Regions from separate parts of the Homo sapiens genome. Here region 1 is linked to region 2. A link is an interaction called in ENCODE POLR2A ChIA-PET data of the cell type or tissue named here. Cell type or tissue: IMR-90. All regions are shown on one strand. Links, peaks and the distances in the headings refer to the core of each region. The heading gives the core; the rest is flanking DNA.

Region 1 (4,397 bases), core at 208-4,207, 140 kb before region 2:
ATATGGAGTCTTGCTCTGTTGCCCTGGCTGGAGTGCAGTGGCGCGATCTCTGCTCACTGCAACCTCCGCCTCCTGGGTTCAAGTGATTCTCCTGCCTCAGCCTCCAAGTAGCTGGGACTACAGACACCTGCCACCACACCCAGCTAATTTTTCATATTTTTTAGTAGAGACGGGGTTTCACCATGTTAGCCAGGATGGTCTTGATCTCCTGACCTCTTGATCCGCCTGCCTCGGCCTCCCAAATTGCTGAGATTACAGGCGTGAGCCACCGCGCCCGGCCACTATTGTAATTATAATGATAATAAGGGACTACAACAGTGGCTCATTCCTCTAATAAATAATCCCAGTGCTTTGGGAGGCCAAAGAGGGAGGATCCCTTGAGCCCAGGAATTCAAGGCTGCAGTGAGCCATGATTGCACCACTGTACCCCAGCCTAGGGGACAGAGCAAGACTTTGTCTCTGAAAAAAAAAAAAGATAAAAAATGCACTGAGCATTTACCATATATTAAGCATGTAGAAGGCAAAAAATGCATTGCATTTTGGTTTTTAGAACCTCAGGGAAAAAACCAGAGGGATGGCTTTCTTAAGCTTATATACTTTTTTTGCACAGGTACTTTACAGACATCTCTAATCTTCATAGCACGCAGTGGGCGTTACACCTAACAACTGAGGGCCTCAGGATCTGGTAGTAGGGGTGACATGCACAAGGTCACAAAAGCTGGTAAGGTGAAAGGGTCAAGATCCAAACCCAAGCCTGTTTACTCCAAAGCTCTTGCTCTGTCATCAACATCTCATTTCCTCCCAGTGGGTGAAAGAGATATTTTAAGGCAGGAAGGTGCCTCTCTCAAATTATACTCAAACAGTACAAGTGTAAAGGGGAAGGGTGGGGCCAAGCTCCTCCTTTGAATGAAATGAAGGAAAAGAATCTGCATCTGGGAGCTTCTGACTAGCTGAGACTCTGGAGGAGCAGTAGAACTAGGAGCCGGAGGGTGGGCACAGGTTGGTGGAGGGGGAACTCGGCAATTGATGACATTCCACCTGATGAGCCTCACCTCATCAGGTAGCCAAGAGTTTTGGTGAACCTGCTCTGTGCCAGGGACCTGGAATTGTGGAACTAATAAATTCCAAACCCATAAGGTCAGAGATAGCAAACCCCTCAGAAATTATATTGCTTTCTTATTGTAAAGGCAAGGAAACAGGCCCACAGAAGAACAGCGATCTCTTCTGTGTGAGGGTCACACAGCAGTGAGAGACAGAATTTAGAGCCTCTGCCTTATTGGGATTTGCTTCTCTGTAATTCATGCCATGGTAAAAGTGGCTGTCAGAAGATCCTTTCCCAAAAGCATGCTTTAAGAGAAAAGAGAGCAGCTGGGCACAGTGGCTCACACCTGTACTTCTAGCACTTTGGGAGGCTGAGGCAGGAGTTCAAGAGCAGCCTGGCCAACATGGTGAAACCCTGTCTCTATTAAAAATACAAAAATTAATCGGGTGTGGTGGCGGATGCCCGTAATCCCAGCTACTCAGGAGGCTGAGGCAGGAGAATTGCTTGAATCCGGGAGGCGGAGGTTGCAGTGAGCCAAGATGGAGCCACTGCACTCCAGGCTGGGCAACAGAGTGAGACTCTGTCTCCAAAAAAGGAAAAAAAAAAAGGAAAAGAGAAAGAGAGCACCTGCTGCGCAAAGGAGAGAGGAAGGAATATAAGTCTAGAATCCTGGGGATAACCCAGACTTATGACCCAGTTTTCTCAGGAACAGGCTACATTTGGGAATTTAAGAGATGTTTATGTGGGAAGACAGAGACTCATGTTTCTGGCTGGGACCTCCTAGGAGCAGAAATGAGATTTGCCTCTCTGCTTCTACTCAAAAGCAGTTTCCTCATCTAGAATTTGTTTGATACAGAATATTCCAGTGTGAAAGGATATTTGGGCCCATCTAAGAGATGGCACAGCTCAGTCCTGTGGGACCTGTGGGCTGGAAGTCAGAAGACCTGGTTCTAGCCCCAAGTCTGCCACTGTCATTCTAGGTGATTCTGGCAAGCCTTTCCCCTTCTCTGAACTTTAGTTTTCTCATCTGTTAAGTGGGGTGTTTATATCCAACCATCTGTAAGGAGTTTTTCCAGCTCAATCTACAGTTACATCTCTCTAGTGAAACCACCTTTGCAAAAATTATAACTGAGGAAATTATGACAGTAAAAGAAACCAGACCTAACCGACTCCATCTTGCTTCTAACTTTTAAGCTGTCCTAGTTCATTCCTGGGCGTAGGCCGAACTAACCTTGGGAAGGAATTCACTTGATGGTTTGACGTTTTACTCTGAAACAAAATTAATCATAGCCGTTTCCTGAAAAGACCCCCTTCTTGCCTAGGGACCAGTCTGCCTTTACAGGACTAACAAATTAGCTACAAGGTTAGAAATTACAGTTCATGGGTCATGCAGCCTCTGGCTGCAAGTGTCTGAGCCTCCCCAAATTGCTCCTGGGGATAATATTACTATTGTAAAACCTAAGCTCAGTGCCTGAGATATTTTGCAGACCATGCCCTAAATGGATCAGCTGACACCACCCAGACAAGATTAGTAATCTGGCTCAACCAGTTCTGCGATCCCACCCAGGAACAGAAGACAGCAAGAAAACCTCACTTCGCCCCCTATGATTCTATTTCCAACCTAACCAATCGGCATTCCCCACTTCCGGAGCCCCTACCCGCCAAATTATCTTTAAAAACTCCAATCCCCAAATGCTCAGGGAGACTGATTTGAGCAATAATAAAACTCCGGTCTCCTGCACAGCCAGCTATGTGTGAATTCTCTTTCTCCATTGCAATTCCCCTGTCTTAATAAATCAGTTCTGTATAGGCAGCAGGCAAAGCGAATCCATTGGCCTGTTACACTAGAGGCTAAGTTTTTCATGTTGCCTAGCTATAGGAAGCGCCACGCAGACTAGAATCCAGGGGTCCTGATGACCTGACCATGTTCTATGTCACACATCGTTCTCTAGTTGACATTATCTTCTCCCTCCTCCCCGTCCCGCCCCCCAGAAGTTCCCTAAGTAGATTGACCTCTTTTATCTGGAGAAGACTGAAGCATTTCAGACAAGCCTTTATCATGCAGATCACCCTGACACCTACCCTGGGTTGTGAATATCAGTTTATCTGGCAGATCACTGCTGTACAGAGAAAGTATCAGTCCGAGGCTAAACCTCTCTGAGCCTCAGCCTCCTCATCTGTAAAATCGGTAAAATACCCTTATCATTGAGTTGCTGTGAGGCTTAAATAAGAAAGTATATTTTACAATATCTAGGATAATATCTGGCACCAATTTCAAATTCATCCATTTATAGTTGTCCTTCTCCACTGTCAATACTATGACCTAATCCAAATCACCCTCTTGCTTGGAATTTTTTTTTTTTTTTTTTTTTTTGAGACACCAGGCTGGAGTGCAGTAGCACAATTTCGGCTCACTGCAACCTCTGTCTCCTGGGTTCAAGGAATTCTTTCTTGTGCCTCAGCCTCCCAAGCAGCTGGGATTACAGACACGTGCCACCACGCCTGGTTAATTTTTGTATTTTTAGTAGAGACAGAGTTTTGCCATGTTGGCCAGGCTGATCTCAACCTCCTGGCCTCAAGCAATCCACCTGCCTCAGCCTCCCAAAGTGCTGGGATTACAGGTGTGAGCCACTGTGCCCAGCCCTTGCCTGGATTTCTGAAAGAGCTTCCTGTTACCCTGTTTCAAATCTTGCCTCTACAATTCCATTACCTTTCCGTAGCTGGAATGATATTCTAAACATAAATCAGATCGTATCCTTTCTCTGATTGAAAACCCTCCAAGACACCTCATTGTCCTTGAGATAAAATCCCAAATCCTTACCTTGGGCCACAAATCCTTTGATCTGACTTCCATCTGACTTTTGCCTGTCTCTACCTGGCCTCATCTCTTGCCACTCATGCTCAGGCTCTTTCTCACACCAAGCCACTGCACCTGCTGCCCCACTGACTAACCACAACTTGCCTTCTAGGTCTCAATTGACAGGTCCCTTCCTCAAAAAGACTTTCCTGGACCCTCCTGAATTATTGTCTCTCAAAGATTTCCCTGCTCCCATTATTCTCTCTCCCAGTAATCCATAATATTACAGGACTTATACCATTTACAAGTATATATTCATTTGTGTTTACTTAATGCTTTATATACCTTCCCAGAAATAAGCACTTTAAATGTAAGGACCAAGTCTGCTTTTATACCCCCTCTAACCCTAGTACCTAGCACAGTCCTGAAGATGCAGTTATTCGGGAATATTTACTAAGTGAATGAAAAGTGGATGCTCAGTTTCCTTTCTTCTCTTTCTCCTTTCTTCACTTTTTTTTTTTTTTTTTTTTGACATGGAGTCTCACTCACTCACCCAGG
Region 2 (4,397 bases), core at 303-4,302:
TTGGTCTGGCCTCAGCATATTCCATGCATCCCTTAACTCTTGGGGCCTCAAGCCATATTAACTTTTTTTAGTTATTTGGTGGGTCCATGCTTCTTCCCCTAATAGGAACTGTGTACATACTATTTCCTCTACTATTACTGTCTCTTCTTGGCACCTCTTTGTTCACAGAAAACTCTTACCCATCCTTCAGATTTGATGTCTTGTCATTTCCTAAATCTTCCCTGACCTTGCCAATCTAGGCTAGAGCCTAGATTACATGATCTTATTTCACCATTTACCACTTTTGAAACACGTGATTTATATTCACTTGTATGGTTTTTCTTTTTCTTTCTTTCTTTTTTTTTTTTTTTTTTGAGACAGGGTTTTGCTGTGTTACCCAGACAGGAGTGCAGTGGCCATTCACAGGTGCAGTCATAGTGTAGTGTGTCTTCAAACTCCTGGCTTCAAGCCATCTTCCTGCCTCAGCCTCCCATGTAGCTGGGACAATAGGTGTACTCCTCTATGCCCAGCCTTGTGTTATTATTTGATTTTAGGTTATAACCTGAAACCCTTGCACTAAATTGCATTGCATGAAGGCAAGGACCATGTCCGTTTTGTTTTCTGCCACATCCCCATTGGGTAGCTTGGTGCCCAGTACATAGTAAGAGTTCATATATTTGTGGAATAAATGAGTGAATGATGGATTCTTGGTTTTGTCTCTTTATTAGAAAGGTTATTGAAGGATTTTAAGAAATTTAACATTATTAGATTTATTTTTTAGAAAGTTCAGTCTTTGTTTGGAAGATTAATTGGAAAGGCAGATGTGAAGATTAGGAGAACAGTTAGGTTATCATCATGATCGTTTAGTCCTCAGATAATAACAGCCTGAACAGAGGCAGCAATGTTAGAGATAGGAGAAGATGTGATTTTGGAAGAACAATTTCAGAGGAAAACTAACAGGACTTAATGACTGACTGGATGTGGTCATGGCGAGGGAGAAGGAAAAGTCAAGACTCAAAATTTAAATGAAATATGTAATTTAGTATGAAGTAGTATTACAGAGTAGTTAACTATAGAGCCATTGCAGTCATACAGATTAATCATGTAATTTACTAGCTGTATGACCCTGGTAATTTTACTTAATGTCTTAGTCCATTCGGGCTGCTATAACAAAATACCATAGACTAGATGGCTTATAAATAACAGAGATTTGTTACAGTCTGGAGCCTGGTAAGTCCAAGATCAAGGCAACGGTAGATTTGGTATCTGGCGAGGGCCTGCTTACTTATAGACAGCTGTGTTCTCACTCTAACTTCACAGGGCAGAAGGGTGAGGAGTCTCCCTCAGGCTTCTTTTATAGGGCACTAATCCCATATGCCCCACTACCTAATACCATCTCTTTTGGGGTTAAGATTTCAACATAGGAGTTTTGGAACATTCATCTGTTTACCTAACTGCTAATTGTAAATGAGTGTCTTCATGGAATTTTTGAGGTTAAATGTAACACATGTAAAGTGCCTAGTAGTCATATAGTTTGCTGTGAACTTGAGGAAGTCATTTAACCATCTAAACTCAGTTTCTTCTGATAGAAAATAAGGATAATATGTATACCCTTTGTTCTCCCTGTATCACAGGGATATCTCCCTATATCACATTTAAGAATGTCAAGCCCTATAAAAATTGTAAACTGATAACAGTCATAGTAACTAGATATTAATTATACATAGAAGGATGGGAGATATCGAGCTTAACTTAGACTTTAATATGACCCCTCATCTCTTGGTTCAACTTTGTAAAGTATAGGATGCTTCTTGGCTGTAAAAACTGAAGAAGTAGAATTTATCCTACTGGGAACAGGCTTTTGCCACTGTAAGGCTCTATGTGGTAAATGACTGATGAGTTCTCAAGAAAATAAATCTGGCCGGGTGTGGTGGCTCACGCCTGTAATCCCAGCACTTTGGGAGGCCGAGGTGGGTGGATCACTTGAGTTCAGGAGTTTGAGACTAGCCTGGCCAACATGGTGAAACCCCGTCTCTTCTAATAATACAAAAAAAAATTAGCCAGGCGTGGTGGCTTACACCTGAAGTCCCAGCTACTCAGGAGGCTCAGGCAGAAGAATCACTTGAACCCAGGAGGTGGAGGTTGCAGCAGTGAACCAAGATCGCACCACTGCACTCCAGCCTGGGCCACAGAGTCAAATTGTGTCTCAAAAAAAAAAAAAAAAAAAGAAAAGAAATCTTAACAGGAACAAAGGAGATTGTTGTTGCCTGGTGTAGAGGGGAGAAGGAAGTGAGATTACCAGGAACCAAGCCCAGAAGGTGGAAATTGGCATGGCAGATTTTGATTGCCTGCTGTGATTTCCTGTAGCTAAAGCAGTGCGTTTGTTTATGATTGAGTTGTATATATTGACCCTTGGCCTTCATAGCAAAAACAGTGAAAACAGCTGGTATAGTTATTATTCCACATATAAGGATAGTAACAAACAGAAGTTAAAACACAGAAATTCCAATCTTTGTTTATTTCATCCTGCTATAATTCCTTTCCAAACGGAAATAGCACATGTAACTATCTTTCAACACCCATGTTAGGTGATTGTGTGCATAGAAATCTTGCCTAGGGGTAATTCAGGTGGTTTTTTCCCCACTGCTGTATATTTGCCACGTGATCTTAGTTAAGATTTTTATTTTCAGCCAATGTTTCCCATTTCTTTATTGTTGACAGACTTGTAATCTCACTCTTGCTTTTGAATTACCCAACTTCCTGAACTACATTTTCTTTGAAACTTTAGTATTGTAGTTTAATAAGGTTCACTGACAATCAGTGTTTGTCAATATTGGTTCACTCTCTTTGCATGGCAATCCCAAGTAAATTTTGTGTGTTCTTCCCCCCCCCCCCCCCACAGGTTTTCTGTGCTTCCTGCTGTAGCCTGAAATGTAAACTGTTATACATGGACAGAAAGGAAGCTAGAGTGTGTGTAATCTGCCATTCAGTGCTAATGAATGGTAAGTATTAAAACAGGTTGATTTCATAGTTATTGAGACAAAACAAGGGAATTACGATGAGAAGACTTTTTTCCCCCTGCCTTTCTTTACAAGTTGCTCACCTTCTCAAATGTCATAACTTTAACTGAAAATATTTAGCTAAATTTCCATGTTTTGAAAGTATCTTAGCATTTCAGAATTCCTGTGCCTAATTTAATGAATAAATGCTAAAGCCAGGTAAGTTTTGCAGGAATAATGGAAGTTCTTTGGAAATCTGGTGCGAGGTAGTTATTTGTGTTCCTATAAAATAACCAGAGTGAGGTGGGAATGGGGAGCTTTTGATCACCAGATGATAAGATGTTAAAACTGGGCTGAGATTTTCCTTTTAAGAGAAGCCATCTCTTTCTAAGGAACAACTTAATAACTTAGCATGTGTTCTTATCAACACCTTGTTTCATTCATCTTGTTGAAGATAACTATTTTAGCATCTAGGACCAAGTAGAAAATTGCATTTTTAAAGCCCATTTATCTCTTTAATGCTACTTAGATTTGCTATGAGAATAATGGTTTAGAATCTAGTTGTTACGTGGTAAAAAGAATATGGCCGGGGAAAGTAAATAAAACTTACCCAGTGTTCATCTTTTGCTGGACTGGAAATGATTTTAAGGGCATATTAGTTAAAAACCCTGAGTATTCTTGTAAAAAGATACACTAAAATTGTTCAGGTTATAGTATTTTCTCTTTGAATGCATCTTTGTACAGTTACTGGAACAATTACTAATAGACATAAAATGTTGAACTTGAACACCAGTGCTACCTGTGCCAGGATAGTGTGCCTCCTGGAGGCTGGAACTTATCTGCTCTGAGACCCCTCCTGCTCTGTCCGTCTGCATTGCTGATAGTGATGTTTTCTTGTTGCTGGCTTATTAACCTGTTGCATGACAGTTAATCTGATCTGTTCTAATTTCCTATGATCCACCCAGTTTCCTCCCATTTCTGAATTCTTACAATTTTGACCAAATATGAATCATTCTCTCCACTCTTAAGGGTTACTTTTTAAATAGTGGTTATTTCACTTGGTTGCTCAATTGATGATTTTTATTCTGCTGCTTTCATTTTCGGGCACATATTCACAGATAAGAGCATGCTGCTTAATTATAGTACCTAATACCTCTTTTATTTGATGAGATCTTCCAACTTGATAGCTAATTTTTTTAACTTGGCATAGCTAAAGATGAAGGAAATGGCAGAGGATTCACATGGAATACTTACTTTTTATTAAGCCAAGGAGGCCCTTAACAGGGGATCCTAAGGTAATCCACTTTTCCTGGTTTTTCCAGTGTCTTTCCTCTCGCATGGCTTAGCCCGGTCTTTTTCTTAATATTTAATTTGATGCTTTTCGGTGTTCCCTATCCCTTTTTCCCTTTCTCCTTTTCT

What was found. Peaks named below come from ENCODE experiments on the same cell type or tissue, not always from the same donor. Only the 100,000 strongest peaks of a DNase experiment are listed, where the experiment ranks them.
Region 1: POLR2A ChIA-PET joins it to region 2 with 8 read pairs; 5 of 35 experiments call an interaction of 5 or more read pairs at or near these places.

The regions. Positions count from the first base shown.
Region 1 is chr1:52,116,916-52,121,312 of GRCh38, forward strand. No RefSeq gene overlaps it. Among named protein-coding and RNA genes, the nearest start is that of ZFYVE9, 23 kb to the right of the region's middle. In IMR-90, for the core only: no CTCF peak of the experiment used is centred there; no DNase peak of the experiment used is centred there; H3K27me3 peaks cover 791 bases.
Region 2 is chr1:52,260,892-52,265,288 of GRCh38, forward strand. ZFYVE9 (zinc finger FYVE-type containing 9) reads left to right here. Exons shown (of 19, transcript NM_004799.4): 5 at 2,882-2,981. Among named protein-coding and RNA genes, the nearest start is that of CC2D1B, 100 kb to the right of the region's middle. In IMR-90, for the core only: no CTCF peak of the experiment used is centred there; no DNase peak of the experiment used is centred there; H3K27ac peaks cover 190 bases.